2 separate regions of the Homo sapiens genome follow, and region 2 is linked to region 1. The links are chromatin contacts, found by Hi-C or POLR2A ChIA-PET in ENCODE. All regions are on one chromosome and are shown on one strand. Each heading gives the region's core, a stretch centred on a gene start or an enhancer-like site at or near the end of the contact. The rest is flanking DNA. Distances are from core to core; before and after follow the strand shown. Region 1 holds the start of ABRAXAS1 (abraxas 1, BRCA1 A complex subunit). Region 2 holds the start of TIGD2 (tigger transposable element derived 2).

Region 1 (5,303 bases), core at 778-3,277:
GTTTTCTGATTAAAACTCATGCACAATATGAAAGATTTAAATTCAATTTCAGAGTCTGCTTTCTAAAAGGAGTGCTGTGAGCCCGATTCTTTTAAAACTACTTGTATTCTGCCACCCCAGTGGTAATTTATCTGAGTTTTGGGGAATTCAATTTCTCTAGGCACACTTAAAGACCCAATGTGCTTGACAATGAAGATTTTATATCTTTTTTTTTTTTTTTTTTGAGAAGAGGTCTAGCTCTGTCATCACCCAGGCTGGAGTGCAGCGGTGCAATCACTACTCACTGCAGCTTTGACCTCCCAGGCTCAAACAATCCTGCTGCCTCAGCCTTCCAAGTAGCTGGGTCTACAGGCACGTGCCACCACGCCGGGCTAATTTTTAAAATTTTTTTGTAGACATGAGGTCTCCTTATGTTGCCCACGCTGGTCTTGAACTCCTGGGCTCAAATGATCCTCCTGCCTCCGCGTCCCAAAGTGCTGTGATTACAGAAATATTTTATATTCTTTATAATTAATAATGCTTTTTTCCCCTAAAAGTAAAAAAGGATTATTTCCATAATGTGAGTCTTTACTGGAATCACGCGGGGGGATATCCAGAATCTAGTGTTCTTGATTTTGATACTCAAAAGACGAACTCAGGGAAGGGAAGCAGGGGGGCAATGCAAGTGCAACTAGCCAGAAAAACCACCCTTTAAAGACTTCAGGAAAAAGATCTGAGAAACAGGGGCCTCCCTAGCACTCAGGTACTTCCCAAGGGCTAATCGTTTAAGCTACCGAGGATTTACGGTCCCACTCTATCTACACTACAGGTATTCCAAAATAATTTCCACAGCTACACATATATTTTAAATGGTCATATATTTGTTCTTTATTAGGTATTACTTTGTAAGGTTATCTGAAATTGTATACATAAAACATACCAATTCCAACCTTTATTAGGATTGTGCCAAAGAGCAATTTTGTAATGTTTAGATTTTGTAGAGACCGGGTCTCACTACGTTGTCCCCGATGGTCTCGAACTCGTGGGCTCAGGTGATTCACCCGCCTCGGCTTCCCAAAGGGCTGGAATTACAGGCGTGAGCCACCGCGCCCGACCTATATTAAGGCAATTTTGAGTAAAATAGACGTTATATCTTAAAATGAACTTAGCAGAAATTACTAGGCATTGTTCAGCAGGGTATTCTCCGAACTGTACCACACAGCAGGGAAGTGTATTTCAGATGCTTAGACTTTCTTTCTGCAAGTTACTGAAAGTGCTACAGGACATTAACTACTTCCGAGCTCAACGTTTTACAGCGTTTCTTTAATTTCATAGAACTTTTAGAAAATAGGCAACGTACTTTTAAAAACTGTTTTAACAAATTTAATAACGCAAATAAAAAGATATCTGATATACCAGATTAAGCTGTTCCATCCACTAAGATTTGCCACTGGACGCAACATCTATTTTTATTCCCTTACCATCCTACCATCGCAACAAACACGCACAGACGCTGCTCTGCATGAAAAAGTCCGCCTGGTTTTGCAAACGCCTGTCGGGCGTCGCGAGAAACGGAAAGTTTACCGCAGGCTCCGCAGAGCAGCGGAAAGACGCTCCGTGAACTTTCCATCTTTTCACGCCCAAGTTTCCACAGCTACAGGGGCGCCGAGGAAAGATGGGAGCGTGTGGGACACTTGGGTCGGAAAAGGGAAATAACGGAGGATAGCAGAGGGAGGGCTAATGCTGGAGAAGACTTCGTGGGCACGAGGCACCTCAGGGACCGCTGAGGGGGAGAGAAGGCAGAGCCGCGACCGCAGGGAGGAGGCGCGGCGGCGTCGGGGGAGCGGGCGGGGACCGGAGCAACAGCGGGGAGGCAGGCCGCGCGCAGGGCTCTTCCCAGGCGACGCCGGACCCCGCCCCGTCCCTCGGCTCACCGTGTCCGAGTCCGTGTTGAGGTGCTGGAAAGCGAGTGCGCCGAGCACAAAGCCCGAGAGCACCGCCGACGTACTCTCCCCCTCCATGCTACCGCCGCCTCAGGCTACACAAGAGGACGAGGGCGGGGCGCGCGGAGGCAAGACCCTGTGGTGGCAGCGAGGCGGGGCCCAGCGAGGAGGCGGGGCCTGCGCCGGCGCACGGGCTGCTGCGCGCTCCGCAGAGGGGCGGGGCGAGGGGGCTGAGGGCGGGCGCGGGCGGGTCCCCAGCCGCGCGCTCGGCTCCTCCTTCGCTTCTGCTGCCGGCCTCTCCCGGAAGGCCGCTGCATGTCGGTACCACTGCAGAGGGCTGCGAATTGCTTTTGGTGGCCTGCGCCTGCTGAGCGACCTGTCACAAACATGCAAAGCTATCAAAATGAACACGGTTGACAGGGTCATTTTAAGACAAGCAATGATTACAAGAATAAAAGAGTTGAGTAGCAACATTACGATGCCACAGTGGATATGCCACGGTTTTGGTTTTCAAGCTGCATTTTAGCACCCTTCACTCACTGAAACTTACAGAATACTAATAACCATTTGGGGATTGTCTTTGCTAGAACTCTCTAGCCATGTTCTGTGTCTGTGTGTTTGTGTGTGTGCATGTGTGTGTTCCCTTGCTTTTAGAAAACTTCAGCCTAATTTAAACAATACATGGATATTTAATGTTCTGACAGTTTAATGATAGGCATAATCATAGTAAGCTGGTTCATTTAATGTAAATGGTAAGGTGAGTGGACCAGGGCTTGGCAAATGTATTTTACACACACACACACACACACACACACGTAAAGGTATGTTTCTTAAATGACTGAAAGTAAGCATAATAGCAGACTACTGAATTAGTGTGGCACATTTGTGGGTTTTGTTGTCAAGCAGTTGTCTGTGGCTGCGTAACACACAATACATATGTATATAATTAATGATTATATATTTATTCCCTAGAATTAAGTTTCTTGCCTTCATTTTGTAGGGGTGAAGGGAAAGCTCTGCCCTCTGAAGGTTCACTGGAGTGAACTAACAAAAGAAAAGATGAACAGAAGGAAAAGGGATACGAATTTATTTTATTTTTTATTTTTTTGAGACTGAGTCTCGCTTGGTCACCCAGGCCAGAGTGCAGTGGCACCATCTCAGCTCACTGCAGCCTCCACTTCCCGGGTTCAAGCGATTCTTCTGCCTCAGCCTCCTGAGTAGCTGGGATTACAGGCACGTGCCACCAAGCCCGGCTTATTTATTTATTTTTTTTGTATTTTTATTAGAGACAAGGTTTCACCATGTTGGCCAGGCTGGTTTCGAACTCCTGACCTCGGGTGATCTGCCCCCTTCGGCCTCCCAAAGTGCTGGGATTACAGGCGCTCCCGACTGGCATACAAATTTATTAATGTGCCCTGGAGAAAATCACAGTAGAGTGATTACCCAATAATCCAATGAGGTTCAGATGCTTATGTACACTTTTTCATAAGGGAGAGGGAGATGGAGGAATGTAAGTAATTTTGAGGATCACAATTGATTCTTTGGATGAGCTTGAGGGATTGCTTGCAAAGAATTCTTTGTGGAAGTTGGATGAGCCCAAACAGCAGTCAATAACTTAGTACAAAGTTCCTCTGGGCTCTAGATTTGATGTTTGACTTTCAGTCTTCTTTCCACAGTCAGTAGATAATGAAATTTCAATGAAGGGGTGGAAGACAATTGTCGTAGGGTTGATAAAGAGTGGACAGTCGTGCAGGAGTATGATTACACAAAGGGAGTATGATGTAATGGTAACAAACTGGGGGAACTTAGAATGGGCTGTTTGTTCAGGTTCTTCTCTGTGTCCTGGTGTCTTCAGAGGTAAGGATATTCCTTTTCTCTATGTAAAGGGAGGGTACCTCTCAAATGATGGTCTTATGACCTACTTCAGGGAAGGACACCGGGTTTTATGGCCTGCCTCAAGGGAGATGGCCAGAGTATTCTTTCTATGGTTTATGGCCTGCTTCAGGGCAAAAGGAGTGAGGGGAAGGTGCAAATGACCTCTTTGCTCTGCTATTTTCTCAAATGCTCAGGTGCTATATTTTGGAGTAGTGTGTCCTGAACCACATCACTAGTTTTACTTCCTGCAACCCAGAGCAGCACAGTAGCTGAACCAAATACTCCTTCGGAAGCCAAAAAAGCTTGGGTATGAGTGGAGATAAGGAGAAATAGTAGATGAGAGTAAAGGAATAAATAAACGGGTTATATAATGAGGGAAATCCAATATTCATTAAGACCTCCAAAGAAACTCAAAGCAAGGGATGATATTGTCTCTTATCTTAATTATATCAGATGCCTGAAATAATGAAGATATATATTGCTAAGAACTCTGCTTTTGAAACCTGAAAAGATCAAATGGAAGCCTGAGTGGCCACACCCTGGGAGGCATTTTCTTTTCTTTTTCTTTTTTTTTTTTTTTTGAGACGGAGTCTCGCTCTGTCTCCCAGGCAGGAGTGCAGTGGCATGATCTTGGCTCACTGGAAGCTCCACCTCCTGGGTTCACGCCATTCTCCTGCCTCAGCCTCCTGAGTAGCTGGGATTACAGGCGTCCGCCACCACGCCCGGCTAATTTTTTGTATTTTTAGTAGAGACAGGGTTTCACCGTGTTAGCCAGGATGGTCTTGATCCCCTGACCTTGTGATCCACCCACCTCGGCCTCCCAAAGTGCTGGGATTACAGGCGTGAGCCACCGCGCCCGGCCTGGCATTTTCATATGATAGGCTGATGGACTGGACAGGTTATTAGTAATTGAATGGGGTTTTAGAAATGTGCAACTATCTTTTAACTCTTATGATTCTTTGCTATAAGGAATCAGTGGTCAAAGATCAAGGATTTGTCTGTAGTATAGTAAAAAAGAAAATAAATATTTAGTCTTTGTCCTGAGTTCCTGGCGTGGGAGCTTCTAAAACCTTAGGAATTTACTGGTTTTTGTATGCTAAAGAATGACTCATGGGAGAGTGTATTCGTCCCTTCTTGCACTGCTATAAAGAAATACCTGGCCGGGAACAGTGGCTCATACCTATAATCCCAGCACTTTGGGAGGCTGAGGTGGGCAGATCACCTGAAATACGAGTTTGAGACCAGCCTGACCAACATGACAAAACCCCATCTCTACTAAAAATACAAAAATTAGCCAGGCCTGGTGGCGTGCGCCTGTAATCCCAGCTACTTGGAAGGCTGAGGCAGGAGAATCACTTGAACCTGGGAGGTGGAGGTTGCAGTGAGCCGAGATCCTTCCACTACACTCCAGCCTGGGCAACAGAGTGAGAATCTGTTTCAAAAACAAACAAACAAACAAAAAGATTGGGCACAGTCACTCATGCTTGTAATTCCAGTGTTTTGGGA
Region 2 (4,726 bases), core at 1,553-4,052, 5.6 Mb after region 1:
TGGAATTTGAAGTTGGGGGGACACTCCAGGCAGATGGTATCAGAATTGAAATGAATTATAGGATACCCAGCTGTGTCCAGTGGAGAACTGCTTGGTGTGTGCTGTGTTGAGCATATAGTACATGAGAAAGAGTAAGGCAACTTTGCCTTAGGCACCCAACATTCTCATTTTTTTTTGAACCTACATTTTTAAGAAATAGGCTTTATTTTTTAGAATGGTTTTAGGTTCTAAAATTCCACAGAAGATAGGGAGATTTCCCACATACTCCCTGCCCCCACACATCCATAACCTCCCTATTATCAATATTGCCCACCAGAGTGGAACATCAGTTACAATTGATGAACCTGCCTTGAAACATTTTTATCACAGAGTCCATAGTTTCCATTAGGGTTCACTCTTGGTGTTGTACATTCCGTGCATCTGAACAAATGTTTAATGACATGTGCCCACCATTACAGTTGTACAGAGTAGTTTCACCACCTTAAGAATCTATTATTGGCCAGGCAGGATGGCACATGCCTGTAATCCCAGCACTTTGGAAGGCTAAGGTGGGAGGATGACTTGAGCCCAGGGGTTTGAGATCAGCTCTGGCAACATAGCAAGACCTCATCTCTACAAAAAATACAAAAATTACCTGGGCATGATGGCACGCACCTGTAGCCTACAGTCTCAGCTACTCGGGAGGCTGAGGCAGAAGGACTGCTTGAGCCTAGGTGGTTGAGGCTGCAGTGAGCCCAAGCCATGGTCGTACCACTGCACTCTAGCCTGGGCAACAGAGAGAAGCCCTGTCTCAAAAATACACATACATACACATACATATATTCTTATTATATATATATGTGTGTATATATACATATTCTTAACATTCTAAGTCCTCTCCCCCTTGTGCTGTAATATGTCTGCCACAACTAGCCACCCCTTCCCCCAACAAAAGGAGAAAGTTTGCCCAATAAAACTGTTTTGTGTAAAGACACAATTGCCTTGAGTAAAATCTTAGTAAAAGTCTACTAAATACAATTGCCTTGAGTCAAGCGGTGTTTTGAGAAAATCTAGAAATGTGGGCTGTATCCAGATTTGAACTTACACAAGGTGATAAAAAGGGAACAGCTATAAGACATAAAACAGCAAACTGGAGAATCCAGGAGGAACAGAGAAAAATGCAAATGGTATCTGGAAGAAAATTAAATCCTAGAGATACTGTGGAAAAGAGAGGAAGAGTAAGAGGCAGGATTCCTTTGTATTTAAATATCCTGGGACACAGCTACTCCAGCAGACTCGGGGGAGAGGCGGAAAGGCAGGCGGCTGACATCTGGTTACAGGCTGCCTCATTTCCACATGGGTGGCAGTCGGTAAAGTGCTGTTCTAGCAGTCTTTCACGCTCTTCACAGGTATCAGGGAAAATAAGAATATTTTGTAAAGTTATATAAAACTACCATGAAGTAAGTTATAATGTACCCAAAACAGGCAACCAGGACTTCCAGAAAGGGACTGGCTTGTTGGAAGCCAAATGGAAGGCAGGGAAGAGGGGAGGTCTAAAAGCAGGTATTCTCCAAAAGCCACTTACAACCTCACAACATAACTAGATCAAAGAATTTCTGTCATGCCAGATAGTGGAAGGCTGCTATGTTGAGAAAGGCAATTGAGCAGTTTTGGCGGCGGAGTCAAACAGAAGGCTTAGAATCAACATCTGTTTTCTACAGTATGCTCGCTTTGATTTCCATCTCCAAGTTTCTGAAATTCCAGAAACAGTATATGGCCTTGTCAAAGAAATGACGAATTACTATGTTACTTTGTGTTAACGAAAAGGTTACATTTATGTTCATATGGAAGAGATAATTCACTGAAGAATTTCCAATTTTTCAAACTGACACGCACACACAAGACGGAAAGGAAGGCAGCCTGACCGCGTTTCCCAGGAAACAGGTGGTGCAAGGTGGAGGTGCACCACTCTCTCCTCCAGGAAGGCGGTGACCCTTCCGCAGATGTCTCCGTTGGAAACAAATAAAGGGAGTATCAGTCAAAGCGCAATTCCCCGATTCCACTTGAGAAGCCCCGGGCGTCGAGGCACGGCAGGAAATTTACCACGACGCCTCCCACTGGCTCAAGGGTCTCCCAGGTGCTGTCGATTTTGCAAAGGGTCCGTCTCTACAGCGACTGTGACGAGTTTCGGAGCATCAGCACCGGGGAGCGCTGACCCGACACTCGGCTCTACCGCAGCCCGCCGCGCCTCGGCACCCTGGGCTTGTCCGGCTGGGTGTTGCCGAGCGAACGCCCCAGCTCCTGCCCGGAACCCACGTCCGCCGGCTCCTACCGTGCCTCATGATCCTCGCTCGGGCTAGCACTTTCCACGCGCGCTGACTCTGGGCTCCGACACCTGGACCGCCTCCGCAAGGCGGCGCGGCTGCTGTTTGTAAACACGCCCCACGTGCGCTCGCCCTGCCCCATTCGCAGCCCGCTCCCGGCACGCGAGGATCCTCCGCTTTCCCCCCAGCACTGGGGGGGTGAGATTTTAAAATTTCCCCCTAGGGAGAAAAGAGCCTCGTCGGCAGAGCCGGGCCACTGGGAAAAGCGCCAGGACAAGGCGAGCGTGTGCCTCCCCCTGCCGGCCAGGGAGGCACTGCGGCCCCGAAACGGCCAGGCGGTGAGTGGAACCCACGCAGCGCCTAGAGACGCACCCCTGCCGGGCCCCCGCCCCTCCCGCCCGCTCGCCGGAGTCCCCTCCCCCGGGCCGCGTGCGCTCACCCGCGCAGGCCCCGCCCCCTCGCCGGCACAACGTTCTGCGGGGGCGCGCGCGTGCTCTCTAATCCCCCGCCTTCCGGCTCCGGCGGCGACGCTCGTCCCTCTCCGCTCGTCCCTCGCCGCTGCCGGGCCACCAGTGCCAGCCTGCCTCAGGAGACTCCATTTGCGCTTAGTGTGGTCTGGGCGCCGCGCAGGCGGTCCCAGGGCGATGCCCGGGGCCGGCGGACTGGCGTTCCCTGTGCCAAGCGGCCGCCCGCTGGCTGGCTGGCTGCAGCAGTGACATCCTGGTCGCCGGCGTCCAGGCGGAATCCGGGCTCCCTCCGCGGGAGGAAAGACGTCCCGCGCTCTGAAGCTCGCCCAGCGGGGAGAGGCCCTCGCTAACACGGCTTCTCCCTGACCTCTTAATTTCAGGAGGTAGGCTCTTCAGGTCCCTCTCTCTGTCACCCCAGATTATGCCTGAAAGCATTATTTGTCGTATTTAGCTATCACATTGATAGGAGGCGTTAATTTTCTCAACATAGTTGCAGGATAAATGTGGATAATGCCACAGATCCTGATGTTGAATTGAAAGAAAATGTTTTTGGTATTTTCCTTTAGGTTTCGGAGCCTCCGAGTATCTCTACAGCCCCCACAGGAACTGCTTCTGTTGGTCCATCGAGGATCGTCTTTCACCAGGATTATTGTAACATCATCTTCACCGAGCCTGCCACCCCATAGCCTCTACCTTGGGTCCTCATTTCCACCGATGCAGTTTTTTTGATGCTTTCTTTAGTAATGTGACATCACATGTCCACTATCCTCCTTTCCAGCTGCCAAATCTAGTAGGTTTAAGTCGCTTTTAAAGTAGAGTTTTCTGCCTGTTCCACTTTCACCTTATTTGCACTGTTCACTTCTGTCCGGGTCATCTTCTCTTGCGTATGATTTCCACAAGCACTCACTTGCGCAACCTATAGCAGAGTCCGTGCCTAGAGAGACAGCATTCCATACAATCCACTGCTTGACAAAGACCACATAGTCAGAGGGTGAGTTTTCCCATTGTATTTTCCTGTATGTCAAGTTTGCAAGTCCTCTCTTGACTTAAACTGTTTACTCCCTAGCACATTTCCTAAAATACTTCCACCTGAGATTTAGTGGCTATTCTGGCAAAGAACATTACCTGCAAGGATGGCAAGAATTGAGTATGCAATAGTACTGTTTTAGAAGCCTTACCAGTACAGTTTCTAGCCTCTAGTGTGATTGCACTTCATGAAAGACCCTGAACCCTGAGGAGGAAGAAAGATAGAAGATAAGAGTTAATTGGCGCTAGGCTTTGTTGTAGGAAGTTTGTAAGTTTTAAAATAGCAAGTAGATTCACGTAGACCTTGTCAGGAAATTGGTCACTATCCATCTAGGCCCTAGAAGTGAGAGGAGGAATCTTACGAACTCATTTTCTAGTTGCTTTGTATTCAAATCTTAGTTGTTAATTATCTTGTTCTAGTAATCACCTAAAATATTAGACACTTAAAATGTTGGGGAAACGTAAGCGTGTGGTGTTGACAATTAAGGACAAGCTTGACATTATTAAGAAACTTGAGGAAGGCATCTCTTTCAAAAAACTTTCCGTGGTGTACGGAATTGGTGAATCCACAGTTCGTGATATTAAAAAGAACAAAGAAAGGATTATAAACTATGCAAACAGTTCAGATCCTACCAGTGGAGTATCCAAACGTAAATCTATGAAGTCATCAACATACGAGGAGCTTGATAGAGTTATGATAGAGTGGTTTAACCAACAGAAAACAGATGGGATTCCAGTGTCCGGAACGATTTGTGCAAAACAAGCCAAGTTCTTTTTTGATGCTTTGGGAATGGAAGGTGATTTTAATGCATCGTCAGGCTGGCTAACTCGATTTAAGCAGCGCCATGGTATTCCAAAGGCTGCTGGTAAAGGAACAAAATTAAAAGGAGATGAAACTGCTGCCAGAGAATTTTGTGGTAGCTTTCAGGA

What was found. A loop is a pair of places that touch in the nucleus more often than their neighbours do. ChIA-PET counts read pairs that join two places held with the same protein, here RNA polymerase II (POLR2A). Pooled maps may share reads with other maps.
Region 2: a map of CD8-positive, alpha-beta T cell shows a loop between it and region 1 (10-fold over the local background). The contact joins the promoter of TIGD2 here to the promoter of ABRAXAS1 in region 1. A Hi-C loop is called at or near these places in 2 of 168 maps with a recorded cell type or tissue (CD4-positive, alpha-beta T cell and CD8-positive, alpha-beta T cell) and 4 of 50 pooled maps. POLR2A ChIA-PET finds 5 or more read pairs at or near these places in 1 of 52 experiments (naive thymus-derived CD4-positive, alpha-beta T cell).

The regions. Positions count from the first base shown.
Region 1 is chr4:83,483,073-83,488,375 of GRCh38, forward strand. It overlaps ABRAXAS1 (abraxas 1, BRCA1 A complex subunit), which reads right to left and starts at 2,028. Exons shown (of 9, transcript NM_139076.3): 1 at 1,914-2,028. The coding sequence starts at 2,000. RefSeq lists a silencer at 1,754-2,243.
Region 2 is chr4:89,108,731-89,113,456 of GRCh38, forward strand. It overlaps TIGD2 (tigger transposable element derived 2), which reads left to right and starts at 2,803. Exons shown (of 2, transcript NM_145715.3): 1 at 2,803-3,153; 2 at 3,337-4,726. The coding sequence starts at 4,245. RefSeq lists enhancers at 2,311-2,420, 2,451-2,530 and a silencer at 2,611-3,060.